Linked DNA regions of Homo sapiens: region 2 is linked to region 1. The links are chromatin loops, found by intact Hi-C in ENCODE. Cell type or tissue: PC-3. All regions are shown on one strand. Links, peaks and the distances in the headings refer to the core of each region. The heading gives the core; the rest is flanking DNA.

Evidence for each region. Peaks named below come from ENCODE experiments on the same cell type or tissue, not always from the same donor. Only the 100,000 strongest peaks of a DNase experiment are listed, where the experiment ranks them.
Region 2: it touches region 1 in a loop (2.0-fold over the local background); 1 of 110 quality-filtered maps calls a loop at or near these places.

What each region holds. Positions count from the first base shown.
Region 1 is chr12:116,858,390-116,867,462 of GRCh38, reverse strand. It overlaps HRK (harakiri, BCL2 interacting protein), which reads left to right. Exons shown (of 2, transcript NM_003806.4): 2 at 5,997-9,073. Among named protein-coding and RNA genes, the nearest start is that of HRK, 19 kb to the left of the region's middle. RefSeq lists an enhancer at 3,685-3,979. In PC-3, for the core only: CTCF peaks have their summits at 3,856 and 4,058; a DNase peak (open chromatin) is centred at 2,512; H3K4me3 peaks cover 304 bases; H3K27ac peaks cover 1,111 bases.
Region 2 is chr12:116,914,039-116,923,017 of GRCh38, reverse strand. The region is part of intron 1 of FBXW8 (F-box and WD repeat domain containing 8); the gene reads right to left. Among named protein-coding and RNA genes, the nearest start is that of FBXW8, 7.6 kb to the right of the region's middle. In PC-3, for the core only: a CTCF peak has its summit at 5,981; DNase peaks (open chromatin) are centred at 6,047 and 6,717; H3K4me3 peaks cover 538 bases; H3K27ac peaks cover 2,661 bases.

The sequences.
Region 1 (9,073 bases), core at 1,416-6,415:
CTAATTAAAAATTTTTTGTGGCCGGGCGCAGTGGCTCAGGCCTGTAATCCCAGCACTTTGGGAGGCCAAGGCAGGTGGATCACCTGAGGTCAGGAGTTCGAGACCAGCCTGGCCAACATAGTGAAACCCCATCTCTACTAAAAATACAAAAAAAATAGCGGGGCATGGTGGTGCATGCCTGTAATCCCAGCTACTTGGGAGGCTGAGGCCGGAGAATAGCTTGAACCAAGGTGGCGGAGGTTGCAGTGAGCCAAGATTACGCTATTGCACTCCAGCCTGGGCAATAATTGCGAAACTCCATCTCAAAAAAAAAAAAAAAAGTTTTTTTTTGTATATGTGTAGATGGAGTCTCATTATGTGGCCCAGGCTGGTCTGGAACTCCTGGGCTCAAGTGATCCTCCCATTTTGGCCTCCCAAAGTGCTGGGATTACAGGTGTGAGCCACTGTGCCCGGCAGGGGACATTCATATTTGGACAACTTTGCAAACAAAAAGTGAAGTTCCTGAAAGTGAAATTGTTAGGTCAAAGAATGTGCATAGTATAACATGTGGGACATGGGACATGGGCAACATTATCTTACAGGCCACAGTTTGCCTTAAGAAGAGTCTGTATTTTTTGTTTGTTTGTTTTGGCGTTGATTCTGTGCTGAGCTGAGCTACTACCCAACTCTCACTGCTTACCCTTCTGAAAGTCAAGCGAGTTGGGCTTCCAAGGCCCACCTGCCGTAAGTTCCTAGTGGGTAGGAGCTCAGGTCTCTCTCCATAGACTTTAAGTAATCACTATCTAGTAGCTGATAGCATTGATAACTGTTCACTGATAGAAGAGAGCTGGGCCAAGGAGAGCAAATACTTCTTCCAGAGGCTGCCAAATGGCCTCTTCCTTCCTCACACATCACAACCTAGCCATCTTTTCAGCTTCCTTTCCACAGTCTCCTGTGCACTCAGCTTCCTACCTGGCCGACATGAACTATACAGATGGAGATTTAAGGGATAACATGGACCGGAGCAATCTTCTTTTCAAGAGGATTCTGCATGGAGAGCTTCTCCTCCAAGTCTTTTTTTTTTTTTTTTTTTGAGACAGGGTCTTGCTATATTGTCCAGGTTGGCCTCAAACTCCTGGGCTCAAGCAATCCTCCTGCCTCAGCCACCTGAGTAGCAGGGATTAGGGACACATGCCACCATGCCCAGTCCTTCCTTCAAGTCTTAGGGACTAGGATGATTGGTACCATTGAAACTCCTTGGTCAAAATCAACCTGCTGAAACCAAAGACAGAAGATGCGAGAAACTGCTTTTTTTTTTTTTTTTTTGAGATGGAATCTTGCTCTCTCTCCCAGGCTGGAGTGCAATGGTACCACCTCAGTTCACTGCAACCTCTGCCTCCCGGGTTTAAGTGATTCTCCTGTCTCAGCCTCCTGACTAGCTGGGATTACAGGTGTGCGCCACCGCACCTGGCTAATTTTTGTATTTTTAGTAGAGATGGGGTTTTACCATGTTGGCCAGGCTGGTCTCAAACTCCTGACCTCAAGTGATCCACCTGCCTCGGCCACCCAAATTGCTGGGATTACAGGCGTGAGCCACCACACCCAGCCTGTCATCTTTATTCGTTTGCCACTTATTTACTCTCCCTCAGTAGATAATGAATTGAGCGCCTAGTATACGCTGGGCGTTGTGCTGGGCTCTGGGAACCTAATGGTAGGAAAAGAACAAAAAAGAGACATGGCGTATACAAATGACCAGAAAATACTCTGGGAGGCTACACAACCAGCCGGTAATACTGGCTGCCTCTGGGAAAGGGAGTGGGGCTTAAGGGTTGGGTTGAAGGGGCTTTCCTTTTATTTTTATATTCTTCTTTGCTGTTTGAATTTGTAACTTATCACTTGTGCAAATAGCAAGGGCAAAAAAGGTATTTTTTAAATTTTATTTATTTATTTACTTATTGAGACAGGGTCTGGCTCTGTTGCCCAGGATGGAGTGCAGAGGCATGATCTCAGCTCACTGCAACCTCCACTTCCCGGGTTCTAGAGATTCTCGTGCCTCAGCCTCCTGAGTAGCGAAGATTACAGGTGTGCACCACCACACCTGGCTAATTTTTGTATGTTTAGTAGAGATGAGGTTTTGCCATGTTGCCCAGGCTGGTCTCGAACTTCTGGCCTCCTTGGCCTCCCAAAGTGCTGGAATTACAGGCAAGAGCCACCACACCCGGCCAAGGTTTTTTTTTAATTAAAAATTGGGGCCTCTTAGGAGGGAATCCAAGAGTCCTAATTCTTTGCTGACATCAGAAAAAGGGAATAAGCCTCTTGCCCCATCTAATGCTGCACTGGGGTTTACGGTTTTCAGCTTTCACCTTCCATACCCAAAGCGGCACAACATCACTGCAGCCCACGGAGGCAGGACCTTGTGGGTTCAAGTTCTCCCTCTCTGCCCGCCTCCCCCCTCACACGGTGGATGAAAAATGGAAACAGGGACATTTTTTCAAAGGTATTTCATGAATCACTTCAGCCACGAGTTTTGGCTGTGAGTTAGCATCTGAGAAAATTCTTTACGAGCCAAGTTTAAGGGAACACATCCCAAGGGTGGGGCAGTGGCTCACAGGGGTTGATGGACTTGATGTTTTAAAAATAGTTTTAAATTGCACGATTACTACTGCTGCTTGGAAAAAAGAAAGAAAGAAACCCTATATATATAAAATATAGCCCATAGCAGCCTCAAACTCCTGGGCTTATGCAATCCTCTCTCCTCAGTCTCCTGAAGTGCTGGGATTACAGGCGTGAGCCATAGCACCTGGCCTCAATTCCTACAACTTTCTGATACAGTTCCCTGCTCATCACGCTTCCCTGTTTGTGCCATGCTTATCACTGTCCTTGGTCTTGTTTGGGCCCTTCCCCCACCTAAGCCACGCTTCCTTTTTCCAAATATGGAAAAAATATGTGTGTGTGTTCTAGGTCCTGATCAAATCCTGGGTCCGCGCTGAAGCTTCCCTGGTAATTGTAACCCCATTCTGACTTCTAGGCTATTGGTTCACCTCCAGATATTGGTCATTTACAGTACTGGTCTCTGGCATGGCATATCCTTCCAGTAAGCCTGGAGGCAAATTTAAAGCAGGCACCTGGCCTTATCTGGTGCGGATAACCATGCTTAGCACGATGTCCACACACTCAATAGCATAATAGGTACTTAATAAGTGTTCCTGTCTCTCCTTCCATCCCACCTGTGCTTAAGGCAGCATAATTATTTTAGGCTAATGCTGCAGGGTTACACTGACTTTCATTCTGTAGGTTTATGGCTAGACACCAACAGAGATGTTTAGGGGTTACAAAAGCTGGTTTCATAAACTAAATTTAGAATGTATTTATCAATTGAGTTGATTGATGACTAATTCCATATTCTATGAAAATATATGGTGGCTACATAACAATGCAGAGTTCCTACTGTGTTTGTGCCCTCGTGAGATAGAAGGGGAATTGGCCTGGTGTGGTGGCGCACACCTGTAATCCTAGCACTTTGGGAGGCCAATGCGGGACGATTGCTTGAGGCCAGGAGTTTGAGACCAGCCTAGGCAACATAGAAAGACCCTGTCTCTAAAAGAAAAAATAAAAATAATAAATTAGCCAGATGTGGTGGTGCATGCCGATAGTCCCAGCTAGAGGCTGAGGTGGGAGGATCGCTTGAGCTCAGGAGGTCGAGGGTGCAGTGAGCTATGATGGCGCCACTGCACTCCTGCCTGGGTGGCAGAGCGAGACCCAGTTTCTTTAAAAAAAAAAAAAAAAGCAAAAGGTTTGAAGTCACTGATTTGGATCCTTGTGACTGTCAGCTGACATAGACTATGGGGTCCATGTGTTTATGACTCATATCTTTCATGCAGTCAGATGTATCCATTAGGGCCCGAGTAAGAGGCAGAAAGTGTTTCCAAACTCAGTAATCAGAGGAGAATTTAGGACAGCTTCAACAGCAAAGGCGTGGGCAGGGTTTGGGAAACCAGCGAGAGTGAATGCAGTACCCAGGCTTGGCCATAGAGGGGAGCTATTCCCACCCTGGCCTGAAGGTGCCAGGGTAAGGAATGGGACCTGGAGTCTCCAGGAGGGTGTCACTGTACCAGAGTCCAGACAGCGGCTGTGGCCAACCTCTGACCAGTGGGAGGGGAGCTGGGGAACAAACACCTGATCTTACTTTCCCATTAGTGCCTCCTGTTGGCCAAACCCAGAAGGAAGCCAGAAGTCAAGGGTACCAGCTGCTACAGTTCATGCAAGTCAACATCTCAGACTTTTTCAAACCCAGAAGCCATAAAGTGATCTCCCTTCCACTTTCTCTCCTATATCACTTGGTGTGTATTACCCACATGCTCGTTCATATGCCACCTGCTTTAGAATAACGGGTGATACGTTCTTATCTCCCCCGCTAACTTATAGCCACCTTATCTGTCCTTTTAAGTCTGGGCACGGTGGCTCATGCCTGTAATCACAGCACTTTGGGAGGCTGAGGTGGGTGGATCACTTGAAGATAGGAGTTCAAGACCAGTCTGGCCAACATGGCAAAACTCAGTCTCTACTAAAAATACAAAAATTTAGCCGGGCATGATGGCATGCACCTGTAGTCCCAGCTACTTGGGAGGCTGAGGCAGGAGGCAGAGGTTGCTTGAACCCAGGAGGCAGAGGTTGCAGTGAGCTGAGATCGTACCACTGCACTCCAGCCTGGGCAACAGAACGAGACCTTGTCTCAAAAACAAACAAACAAACAAACAAACAAACAAACAAACAAAAAACCCTACCTTTTTAAGGTGTACAAGTCAATGATGAGGAGTATACATAGAATTTTGCAGCCATCTTCACAGTCAACTTTGGAAAATTTTCGTTTCCCTGAAAGAAACCCCATGCGCATGAGTATCACTCCCCAATTCCTCCTATCCGCCCCGGCCCTAGGCAACCACCATTCTCCTTTCTGTCCCAGAAGATCTGCCTGTTGTGGACATTTCATATAAATGGAATCACACAATATGTGTCCTTTTGTGTCTGGCTTCTTTGACTTAGCATGATGCCTTCAAGGTTCATCCATCTTCACGTATCAATACTTCATTCCTTTTTGATGGCTGACTAATAGTCCATTGTATGGAAAGACCACATTTTGTTTATTCATCAGTTGATGGACATTTGGGTTGTTTCCGTATTTTGCTATTATGGATAATTCTGCCATGAGCATTTGTGCACACATTTTGTGCATTCTGTGGTGGATGCTCCTGGGTATGGGCTGTTTTTTCTGCCCTGCCTAGGATGCCTCATTTTCTTATCCTGGTTAGTTTCCTGGCACTCTTCAATAGTCAGCAGGGGCCTGCCACTCTCTCTGAGGAGTCTGCTTTGTCTCCCTTATGAGCTGCCTCCCCTGGGCTCCTATAGACCACGTTTCCCCAGACTGCATGTGCTCTTTACATGGGACTGTCATTATCCACTTCTTCCCATCTCCCTGTTGGTTCTGAGCCCCTCAAGGGGCAAGAATTACGTCATTGAACCTGTAGCCCCTAGTATGGCACTTGGCATACTTGGGAATAAGTGAATGGATGAATGAACGAACAAACAAACAAAAGAGAACAGAGACTGCCCTACAACTCTCTCTTGAATCTGGGTCTATGAAATGAATCGAGGAAGGTCCTGTTCTGAATTTGGAGAAGCAAAAAGTTCATGTGTCTCTAGATTCTTCTTTTTAAAAACATCTCTGAAGATGCCTATGTAAATATCTAGGTCTAAAAGCAGAGAGGGGAGTGTGTGTGCACGCACAAATGTCTATTTGGGGAAGGCTGCTACATAGACAGAGATTCTGGTAAGGGGAAGAGTGCCAAGACTAGCTTTTGAGGCATCCTTCCTCCAAAACCAGAGCTTTGCATCCAGTAGCTCTCCCCTCCCTCCTCCCCCTCCCGACATCCGGGGCTGAGCGTGCAGAGGCCCACTGCACTGACGTCACCCCCAGCAGCTGTCTGCACTGACCAAAATACCAATCTTTATTTCTGCAGGTTGGTGAAAACCCTGTGTCCTTGGAGAAAGCTGGTTCCCGTTTTCCAGAGGGGGAGCCCAGAGCTTGAAAGGCCGCGGTTGGCACTTCGAGAAGGAAGTGGAGAGTAAAGACAGCGCCTGGAGCGATCGTAGAAACACAGAATGGGACTGGGGAAGCCCTTTGGAAATCCAGCTGCAGAAACAGACACCCCAATGCTATTTACATACAGCTCTATATATATAAAAAAAGAAAATATGAATATTACGTATCAGTGCATGCCTTGTTGAGGACGTGGTTGCCTTCCTTTTCTGCACCTTGCGATGTGAACTTTGATATTCTGTAATGTCTGGGGCGCCAGAAGAGAGATGCCTGCTGTGTACTTAGAAACTATTTGCAAAGACTGGTGGGAATTAGCCCCAGCATCGGCCAACTGCCTGGGGATAGATGCTGGTGGAATAAGAGGTAACAGTGCAAAAGGCATGATAGAAAAAAAAAGTGAGGACTTGGGACCGATTGTGTAGGGGCAGTCTGGGATGCCTCCATTTCTTGACTCGTCCTAGCCTCTCCCTCTGTACTTACCTAGGTCGATCGCTAGATCCCACTGTCACGTCAAGAGAAATGGGATTTTTGTGTCTCTGGTGCTTCACTTAAAATTTTGCTGGTGCTAAGTGCGTTCCTGCTGGTGCTGCTGTGGTATTCTGTTGACAGACTTGGAAGGCCAGGGGACAAGAGAGATTTCTATTTTGCTGTTTCAGATTCTTTTTTTTTTTTTTTTAAGGGACAAGTTGCAAAAGTGCCACTTGAGAGTCTCTTCTCTTCTTCTACCTGGGGACGAATATCCAGAGGTGGTTTGGAGCAAACCTTGGGGTCTAGGAGGGAGGATGGCATTGAGAGGCTTGCTGGTTATGAGGCAGAAAGCTGACCTCATGCATGACTTGGTTGCTATCTCCCCCACCCCCACAAAAGTGTCCTCGGAGTTCAGCCCACAGCCTCCTCCACTCCCCAAGGGGATTTCAGGGTTTAGGTTTTATGGATTAAAGAGCCAAGAAATGGCTACATTCTGTTCAAAGATGATTTATAACCGGGGGATGTTGTGGGAGGGAGTGGGCCATTTAAATGAAATGCACCAGCATCTCACTGATTGACAGAGGTCTGATTTTTTTCCCCCCAAGGATAAGCTACTATTTTCAGAAGTTTCTAGAAGGGCTAAAAAAAGATGTGTGCTGGACGGAGACTTGGCTGCAAAGACTCTTCAGGGAGCAGTGATTATTTTTTGCTTTCATTTTCGAAAAATCCAACATAAGCAGGTATTCTTCCTCTGTGCAGGATACCACACACTGCCATTTTCAAAGCCGAGGTGGCGAGGTGTCAGGCTGCAGATTCGGACGGTCATTCTCCAAGGCTGGATTTGCAGGTCACCACCCGGTACCTATAGACAGAGGGTCCAGCAGGCTGGTTAGCAGACACCGCTCCAGTTCTAAGACGCCAGCAGTGGGATCCATGTTTAAGGTGGATGCGGCTGAAATGGGAATTATCCCCCCACAGGCTTTGCTGTACAGTTCTAAGAAGCCAGCAGTGGGATCCACATTTGTTAAGGTGGATGCGGCTGAAATGGGAATTATCCCTCCATAGGCTTTGCTGTAAATGACCAGGTCCTTTAGAATGTACAACCTCTCAGTGCTGCTGCAAGCTGGGAGCTGGATTTCTTTCTGTCTTCCTTTTAAAATCCGTTCCTTGTGTTTTCCTAAATAGCCCTTTAAAGAGAAATGCAACCCCAGGGCTGCTGAATGCCAGGGAAGACTCCCCCACCCCGCAGCTTTGAACTCAGCAAACCAAAAAAAAAAAAAGAAGAATAATGCTTATTTTGGGAGAACGTGTTTCTCCTCATTACTCGTGCCCTCCCCCTAGCTGATGTTTGCAGGGGACCCTCGCTTAGCTGGGGACTGCAGAGAGCAGTGGGTAATATTCCCACAAAGCTACGAACTTAGAGAAGGCAAATTCATTAGAATAATATGAAATACAGTCACTGCTTCTATTTAATCACTTTCTTAGCCACAGACTAGGGTCTTTCCAGCTCCCCCCATTTTCTGGGGAGGGGCGTCCATTACTACACAGCTGTATCCAATCACAGTTCTCTGCTTCTTTAAGGCTGTACCTTCAAGATCGTAGTGGGGGCATGCTGACCACCTGTAGACACAGGAGAAGATGAAAGGTGAGAGGATCCCTTTTTCAGCCCCGACTTGCCTACTGGCTTTTGATGTTTCCCCTGGAGGATACAAACTCCAAACGCTGGGGTTGGCATTTTGGGTGATTTTGATTTCAATGAAGCCACTTTGCTGAGAGAACTGGGGCACCCACGACCTCCTGATAGAGCTTCTCAGCCAAGTCCCTTGTAGATATTCTCCTGTTTTATTAGAGACCACGTATTTATCGAATCCTGACCTTTCCTTGCACATCATTCATTGGAGTGCACTTCTCGACTGCCCCGATTTTTGACACGGGGTTGTTTTTAATGCTTGTTTTTATATGAGATTTGACTTCTTGATGGACATTTGTATTAGGAAATTGAAGCATGATATATATGTATATATTGTCTCCACCATCTCTCCTGTTGTATTACTTGGATTGCATGAGATAGTGGGGTGGTTCTTGTTTTTTAAAAAATATTTCCACAGTGTGCAAAGTGCTGGCAACATCCCTCCCTCTCCTCCACCGCTCCCCCACTTTTCTCTGGCTGCCAAGGAGTCATTGATTTTGATTAGCTTCACTGCAGAGCGTCTGTGAAGAGAGAGAGAGAGAAAGGGAGGGAGGCTTTGAAATAAATTTTAAAAAAGACCTCATATCGGGTTTCAGCAGACAGCAGTGTGTGTGTGTGTGTGTGTGTGTGTGTGTGTGTGTGTGTGTGTGTGTGACCGTACAAGCAGAGGGAGGCCTCTGAGATCATCGTTTAGGTAGCTTGCTGCATAATGAGATGAAGAGACTTTTGCCTCTTCATTTCTGATGGTGCTGCTTGCTCTCAGAGAGTGGGGAGCCAGGAACCGCTGGGACTGGAGCCCCCGGGACTTCAACACTCCGAATGAGATCCAGTCCTTTCTG
Region 2 (8,979 bases), core at 3,951-8,950, 53 kb before region 1:
GGCCAGGCTAGTCTCGAACTCTCGGCCTCCACCTGCCTTGGCCTCTCAGAGTGCTGGGATTACAGGCATGAGCCACTGCACCCGGCCTCAAGCACCTCTTTCTCAGGCGATCCTCATGCACACTAAAAGTTGAGAACACAACCATACATCATAGGCAGATATAAAAATCTATCCATCCCCTTTTTCCTAGTCAAGGGAAAAAAAACACACACACACACACTCAAAGGGGTCATATTACTTATTTAATTTAAAGTCAGTGAATACTAGATTTTCCCAAAGTCTACTGGACTTACTCCAAAAACACTGAGAGAAATTGCAAAGAGATCCATCCCCAGGGAGGCTGATTTGTATTCCTATGTGCTAATGTAAGACTAATTCTGTAAATGGATTGGTTTTGTGCCTTACTGTTAGAAATTTAATCTGTCTTCTCTTGTTTAATAGAAGAACAGATAATTACTAAGAGCCAAAGCAGTAAAAAGTGAAGAAACTGACTTAAGGTTTTTGTTCCCAATGTACATCTCCAGGGCAAAGAGGACATGAAAGATCTCTCTGGGTGGTGGTTTAAGAAACTGAGAAAAGCACCTTGAGTTCAAAGAAGAGATTTGCAATAACATTTTTACTAAATCTATGACTGAAACTAGTTTCTTTAGGCGTTTATCTCAACTTTCCATGTACTGCAAAAGCTGAGTGGAGTAGACCCACACAATCTCAATCAGAAGAAATAGATGAGTTTCAGTTTCACCTGTGTCTTCTTTGAGAAGAAAAAAACTGGTTGGCTGGGGGAAAAAGGTCTGAAAGGCAGTCGAGATAAATAAGCATCCATTTATAATCCACAATTTGTCTCGAAATATATATTCTTATATACAAAAAGAAAAAAAGTCAGAAATAGGCCAGGCACAGTGGCTCATATCTGTAATCCCAACACTTTGGGTGATTGAGATAGACAGATCATTAGGGGCCAGGAGTTCAAGACCAGCCCAGGTAACATAGTGAGACACTGTCTCTAGACAAAATAAAAATAAATGAGCCAGGTGTGGTGGCATGCACCTGTAGTTCCAGCTACTTAGGAGGCTGAGGTGGGAGGATAGCTTGAGTATGGGAGGTCAAGGCTACAGAGCCATGATCACACCACTGCACTCCAGCCTAGGCAAAAGCGAGAGAGAGCCTGTCTAAAAAAAAAAAAAAAAAAAAAAAAGTCAGAAATACACCAAAATGTTAACAATGGTAGCCTCTAAGCAATTATATTACTAAAGACTTTTATTTTCTTCTATTCTTCTGAATTTCCTAAATATTTCTACAGTGAGCACATGATATTTTCACAGACACAGAAAAGCAACACATTTTTAAAGTAAGGTAACTTATGTTCAAAATACTATCTAAATTCAGGGCCACACCAGGTGCTAGGGGGAGGGAGGTGCTGTTAGCAAGTATATAAGAAATGGTCTACACTCAAAGAGCTAAAATCTTTTATAGAGGTAAGTCATTGTCACGTAAAATGAAATACAGGAGACTACAACAGGCAATATAGATCGTCCCCTAAGGTACTCCAAAGTTCATTAGTAAGCCAGCCATATAGAAGCTGGAAAACATTTCTCCAAACAAACAATGCTACAAAGAGCGGCTAAGCTCCCAAGCAGTCCACAAAAAAACAATTCGTCTCTTAACATTTAACCTAATCCCCATGCCTAGCTATGAGGAAGAGCAAAAGGTATTCAATAAATGTTTGTTGATCACATGTGCGGGTGATATAAGTGAACTATAATACTATAGAATCTAACCAGCTCAGTGCATTGCACACAGTAGATGCACAATAAATGTCCATGGAATTTGATTTATCCTTTTTTTACGAGAATAGGCTTTCCAGCTTCAAGACATATTCTCACTCTCCTGGGGACTCTGGCAAGGAAAGAAGGTAGAAGATGCCAATCTAAAGAAATGCAAGTGCTGGGGGAAATCCCAGGAGGCTGGGTGTGGTGGTGAAGGAGGGTGGTGTGAAGCAAAATGGGCTGGGCCTCTGCTTTGAGCCCCCTTTTAGTCTAAACTGGGATCTGAGCTTTAGGACATGGCGAGGAGAGAAGACAGGAAGAGGAGAAGCTTCAGGTCCCAGAGGGGTACCACAGTGGGTGTGGTTTTTGAAACCACAGTGGGTTTGTGAAAAGAGTAAAGATGTTCACATTAAGGGTCCCAAACACTGCAGGCACATTCCCACCATCAGGATTGGCTATAGAATTTGGGGGGCCTGTTGGTCACAAATGATTAAGATCATTACAAATGATCAAGGCAACAGAGCATTAAACTAAGTGCGGGTCCTGGTCACCACAGAACCTTTGCACTTGCCCGTCTTGGCCTAGAATCCCCTCCCCCAGATCTCTGTATGTTCACTCCTCACCTCCTTTAGGTTCTCCATGAAATGTGACCTTCCCAGAAAGACCCTGTTGGACAGCACTATTTAAAATTACAGCCCCTCCCCTGGCAGATACACTCTATCCTGTCTGCTTATTTCTTCTCCAGAACATTTATTTATTACCTGACAATTATTTGTCCATTGTCTAACTCCCTCTTCCCCAGAATGTAAGTTACACAAGGGCACAGGCTTTTTTCTGCCTTGTTCAATGCTATATTCTCAGTGCCTGGAACAGTGGCTGGTACCAAGAAGACACTTAATAAATATTTGTGGGATATGAATGAAACCCAAGCTGCTTCAAGCAGCAGACCGTTCCAACAAAGACCGCATGTAAGTCACAAGTTGTTCTAGTATACACAGGCATCATTTCAAAAGGTTCGTAAGTGGAGGCCTGCTAATTCACGAATAACATGAAAAAATGAACAGCACTGAGGATAAGAACTTTTTAGTTGGGGGAAAGGGAGAAATTTGGGCTGGAGAAATCACGGAAGAATTAACACAGGAGACAGAACTCAAGCTGAGCTTTAAAAGGCAGGCAAAGAACAGGAAAGAGGAAAGGAAGTTATTCCAGTTAAGTCAATTCATGAGTACACATTTGGTTTGGTTTGCTGTCTCACTGCATATTAGCCAGAAGAAAAGTGTTCACATTAGGGAGCTTACTTATTTGTGTTTAACTTAAAAACAGAAGAAGGTTAAGCCATTAAATCTATCTTGTTGGCAACACAGATGCAGGATCTGACAGGTTAAATATTGACATGGTGAGTGATAAATATTGGCCAGCAGTATTAAAACTTTCAGCAGACCTAAAACTCCATATCTTAACCTGGAAGGATGCTTTGAATGTTCAAGGGTTCTAACAATCATAGAGCCTTTATAAAGTCGCAGTCAGAAGCAGCAATTTTGCCCACATTATTTCAACTCAACAAACATAGATAGGGCCCCTACTGTACTAGTAAGGCAGGTGGAGTTAGAACAGTAAGGCAACAGATCCTGCCCTCCAGGGATTCACAAGAGGCGGAAGCTAAGGGCTTATCGGTGATAAGCTTCAGTAAAGAGGAAGTAAAATAGCATAGCAAACTCTGAGTACTAACGATAATGGCACCAGCTTACATTTATTGGGCCCTTACTGTACTCCAGGCTCAGTGCTAAGTTCCATGCCTATTTCATTGCCTCTTCACGAGATAGGTACTAACATCATCATCATTTGACAGCTAAGGCAGGGGAAATTAACTTGCCCAAGGCAAACTGGTAACAGCAGAGCCAGAATCTGAACTCAGGTCTGCTTGACTGCAGAGCCCAGCCCCATAGCCAAGACTGTCCTGACTCCATTAATGTCATTCTTTTAGTTAAAAGAAACAAGACTTTAGGCTCTCTGAGGACAAGGAGCCATTCTGTTTACTGCTGATTCCCCAGCACTGAGCTGATCAATGAATATATGTTGGATGAACAGAAAACACAGTCGTCCCCCCTTATCCGCGGTTTTGCTTTCCATAGCATCAGTTACTTACAGTACAGTATTATGAGAGCCCACATTCATATAACATTATAGTATACTGTTGTAATTGTTCTATTTTGTTGTTGCTGTTAATCTCTTACTGTGCCTTGTTTATAAACTTTATCATTGCTCTGTGTATATAGGAAAAAAAAACATGGCATATACAGGGTTCAGTACTATCTGCATTTTCAAGCACCCACCGGGGGTCTTGAAATGTATCTCCAGTGGATAAGGTGGGACTACTGTATTCTCAGTTAGTGCTGCGTCACACACCCACCTAAAATGGATATCAGTTATTGCTCTTTTTTCCTGCCCAACATCCACTTCCTCTATTTAGGAAACCATCCCACTCCCACTCTTAGTCAACACAATTTAGGCAGAGCTGACCTCACCTTCATCTTCAGGAATGGGCAATGGATTCGAGTCTGAACAATTTGAATCAGTGATTGGCTGAAAGGTGGACACATGACCCAGTTTGCAGCAATGGGAATTTAGGTTCATGACTTGCAGCTCTCTTTCCCTTGAGTTGCTAAGCAGATAGAAGACTAGAGTTGCTGGTAGCCATTTTTCCCCAAGAGGAAAGCCTGTCTGTGAATAAAGTCAACAAAAGGAAAGCAGGATTAAGAGAAGGCAAATCCTACTTACCTTAGGTAAGCACCCAGAACAAACATTACCACCTGGAATTTTCAGTTACAGGAATCAATAGATTCCAGTTTGGGTTTTTAAGCCAGTTTGGGTTGGGTGCTTGTTGCCTGCAGCCCAGAGTCCTGATACACCACCTAAATAAAAATGGAGCCCAAGCAAGTTGGTATCACAGCCACTCCACTGAAGAAAGCAGCACACTTGCAATTATACTCAGGTATATCCACTATCTCCAAGAAGCCTGGGTTTATGAACAGAGGAGAAGAGAAGACAACAGAGAAAGTGCCTACTGCCTCTGAAATTCTGACCAGGGATGTGTTCTTTCACTAGTTTACTTATACTAAGAACTCTATCAGGTGCCAACTGAGGTATTCCCAACTCATCACCTAAAAAGAGATGGCTGCTAAGTGCTATTACTAAAAGCTTCATAAAACATGAGGCTTGGGAGGAGTCCTGCGTTGTTTTTTTTTTGTTTTTTTTTTTTTGAGGTGGAGTCTTGCTCTGTCACCCAGGCTGGAGTGCAGTGGCGCAATCTCGGCTCACTGCAACCTCTGCTTCCCGGGTTCAAGCAATTCTTCTGCCTCAGCCTCCCCAGTAGCTGGGACTACAGGCACGTGCCACCACACCCGGCTAATTATTGTATTTTTTAGTAGAGACAGGGTTTCACCGTCTTAGCCAGGATGGTCTTGATCTCCTGACCTCGTGATCCATCCACCTCGGCCTCCCAAAGTGCTGGGATTACAGGCATAAGCCACCATGCCCAGTGAGTCCTGCGTTTTCATGTCAGCTTTGCTTGCCCATCAGAGGTTCTGGCCTATACCAGCCAGATGACACTCCAAGGCAGCACTGCTCACCTACCCATCCAAAGGCAACTTCACTTTTGATTGCTAACTTATTAGTTGTTCTCTCTCTAGTGATGGATACTGAAGACTCTGAAGTGGAGGAGACTGCACCAGAAATACAACAGGGTGCACTAATGAAAGTGCCAAAGGTTGGAGAAGAAACGGGGGCAGGGAGGAAGTGTAAGAAGGTAGTACCAGATTTTATTTCCCATTCATGTCAAGTGGATCAGCTTCTGTTAAAGATTCTAGGGAGTCTCAAATGGAACTAACTCTTCCTTTCAGGAGCCACCCATGGATCAAGCAAGGATTCTTGGGAAGGCACAAGGCAAAGATGATAAAATGGTTACCCAAGGCAGATCTAGCCCACTGACAGGTTTTGTTTAACCTGCAATGTTAGCACCTAAAATCTTATTAATTTTTATTAGTTACCAACAATTAAAAATTGGAAGAGCTTTTGAGGTAGACTGACATAGTGATGGCCCCAAATTTGTTCATGTCTCTCTGTATCCAAGCACTTGGGTAAATCCACACTGACTCTGGACTTGGCCACATGAGAATAACAAACATGACCTATGCAGACTTCAAAAGCACCATTGCATCTGGCCACTGGGGCTCGCCCTCTTGCTGCTCTTGTAACTCTGAGAATGCCCACTTGGGGCTAAGCTAAGCTGCTGTATGATGACTCATAACCCAGATACACACCTCTTTCTCTCTCTCTCTCTCACACACACACACACACACACACGCACAATTAGCCAACCCCTAGAAGCAGAGCAGCCTAGGTGACCACAGCTAACCTCAGACACACGAGTGAGCTCACCCATGCCCAGCCCAAGCTGCCACCCTGCAAAATGGTGAGCTAAATCGTGGTTGTTTTAAGCCAACGTTTTGGATGGTGTTTTTAAGTGAGACAGAATCTATTTTGCCCAGGCTGGTCTCAAACTCCTGGGCTAAGGTGATCCTCCTGCCTCAACTCCCCCAGCAGCTGGGAGTACAGGCATGTGCCACCATGCCCAGCTTGGATGGTTTTCTCATGCAGAAAAAACTGAAGGAGTCCACATAAAAATACATATTCCCAATTAAAAAAAAAAATCTAAAGACCTTACAACACTGGGACCACATTCCTACAGGGCAACAACCAGCTAATGGGGGCAGTGGTTATTACCCTGACCCCAGCCATGGCATGTATTTCCCAATGTGTCTTTATCATCTTGCCCATGCTGGGGTCAAGTTCTGCTGTCATGTCATCTCAGCTGGGTGTTGATTTATGGTAAAGAAGAAAGTGAAATACTACATTCCACATACACAAGTTACTATCAAAAGTGAGAAAACCAGTACAACTACTTTGGAAAACTGTCAGTATCTACCAAGGCTAATCTATGCATACCTTATGACTCACCAATTCCACTCCCAAATGAATACTCAGGAAAAATGTGGACACATTTTTCAGAAGATGTACAAAACATTTATGGTGGCACTATATCTGAGAGTCCCAAACTGGCTATCAACAAACTAGCAACAATTCCCATCAACAGTAGATAAGATGTGGCATATTCATAGGGATCAATCTCACAGATAATGCCATACACGAGAACTCAAAGACACATGAGTATGTGCTGTTTGACTCCACTTAATATACAGTTCAAAAACAAACAAACTAAATGTGGTGTTAGAAGTCAGGTGAGGCCAGGCATGCAGGCTCACACCTGTAGTTCCAGCACTTCGGGAGGCCGAGGCGGGCAGATCACAAGGCCAGGAGTTCAAAACCAGCCTGGCCAACATAGTGAAACCCCATCTCTACCAAAGATACAAAAATGAGCAGGCCGTGGTGGTGCATGCCTGTAGTCACAGCTACTAAGGAGGCTGAGGCACAAGAATCACTTGAACCCGGGAAGTCAGGGTTGCAGTGAGCCAAGATCATGCCACCGCACTCCAGCCTAGGTTACAGGGTAAGACTCTATCTCCCAAAAAAAAAAAAAAAAAAAAAAAAAAAAGTAGTCAGGTGAGTGGTTACCCTTGGGTGGAAGAGAAGTCAGGTGAGTGGTTACCCCTGGGTGGAAGAGAAGTCAGGTGAGTGGTTACCCTTGGGTGGAAGGGAACACAGGGCAGGGGAGGTGGTTCTGACATGCTGGTGATGCTGCCCTGTGACCTGGCTGCTGTTTACATGGATGTGTACACTTGAAAATTCATCAAGCTGTGTATTTAGGCCCTTGTAAAGGTCAATACATAGTTTGAGCTTAAAAACTTTTAAAAGTGGGAAAACAAGACCAAGATGGCCATGTTTAAAGACAATTCCTACATGTTTAATTGTGACAAAAAGAACAGCTGCCACTATGAAACGAATTATAAAGCTATGACCAGAACACATAAAAACACCTGATGAGCTGGGAGAAAAGACCTAATGTGCAACACCCAGCCTACCTCACTCACGTGCATTACCTGCCTTAGCCCTGTGGGCTCTGGGGCTTGCAACCACTGACACAGGAATCCAAGCCTTTTCCATAAACCTTGTCATCATTTATCAGCCTGGAGAGAAGGAGTAGGTTTATTATCTAAAAATCAGTTACTTTCCTAATGCTCATCTACAGATTAGTTGAAAATAGCCACTGGAGAGAGTTGTTGGGAGAAATGAAGACGATAATGTCTCTAAACCCTTAAGACAGTACCAAGGAGACAGTTTACGCACACAATGAATTATAACTTTATTTATAGCAGTGTTACTAATGATTGCAAAGTCTTGTTTTCATTTTTTATTTTTTGAGATGGAATTTTGCTCTTGTTGCCCAGACTGGAGTGCAATGGCACGATCTCGGCTCACCACAACCTCCGCCTCCTGGGTTCAAGAGATTCTCCTGCCTCAGCCTCCTGAGTAGCTGGGATTACAGGCACCCACCACCATGCCTGGCTAATTTTGTATTTTTAGTAGAGACAGAGTTTCTCCTTGTTGGTTAGGCTGGTCTCGAACTCCTGACCTCAGGTGATCTGCCCACCTCAGCCTCCCAAAGTGCTGGGATTACAGGTATGAGCCACCAGGCCCAGCCTTTTTTTTTTTTTTTTTTTTTGAGACAGGGTTTCGCTCTGTCACCTAGGCCGGAGTGCAGTGGTGTGATCCCGGCTCACTGCATCCTCGACCTCCTGGCCTCAATCAATCCTCCCACATCAGCCTCCCAGGTAGTGAGGACTACAGGAACATGCCACCACGCTGGCCAATTTTTGTAGAGATGGGGTTTCTCTACGTTGCCCAGGTTGGTTTTGAGCTCCTGAGCTCAAGAGATCCATCCACCCACCTCAGCCTCCCAAAGTGCTAGGATTACAGGCATGAGCCACCTTGCCCAGCCACAAAGTTTGCTTTTTGCCTGCTTTTGACAGGGTCTTGCTGTGTCACCCAGGCTGGAGTGCAGTGGTGCAATCATGGCTCACTGCAGCCTCAGCCTCCTGGGTTCAAGCGATCCTCCCACCTCAGCCTCCCAAGTAGCTAGAACTAAAGGGGTGCACCACCACACCTAGCTAAATTTTTTAAATTTTTTGTAGAACCAGGGTTTCACTATGTTGCCCAGGCTGGTCTTGAACTCCTGGGCTCAAGCAATCCTCCTGGC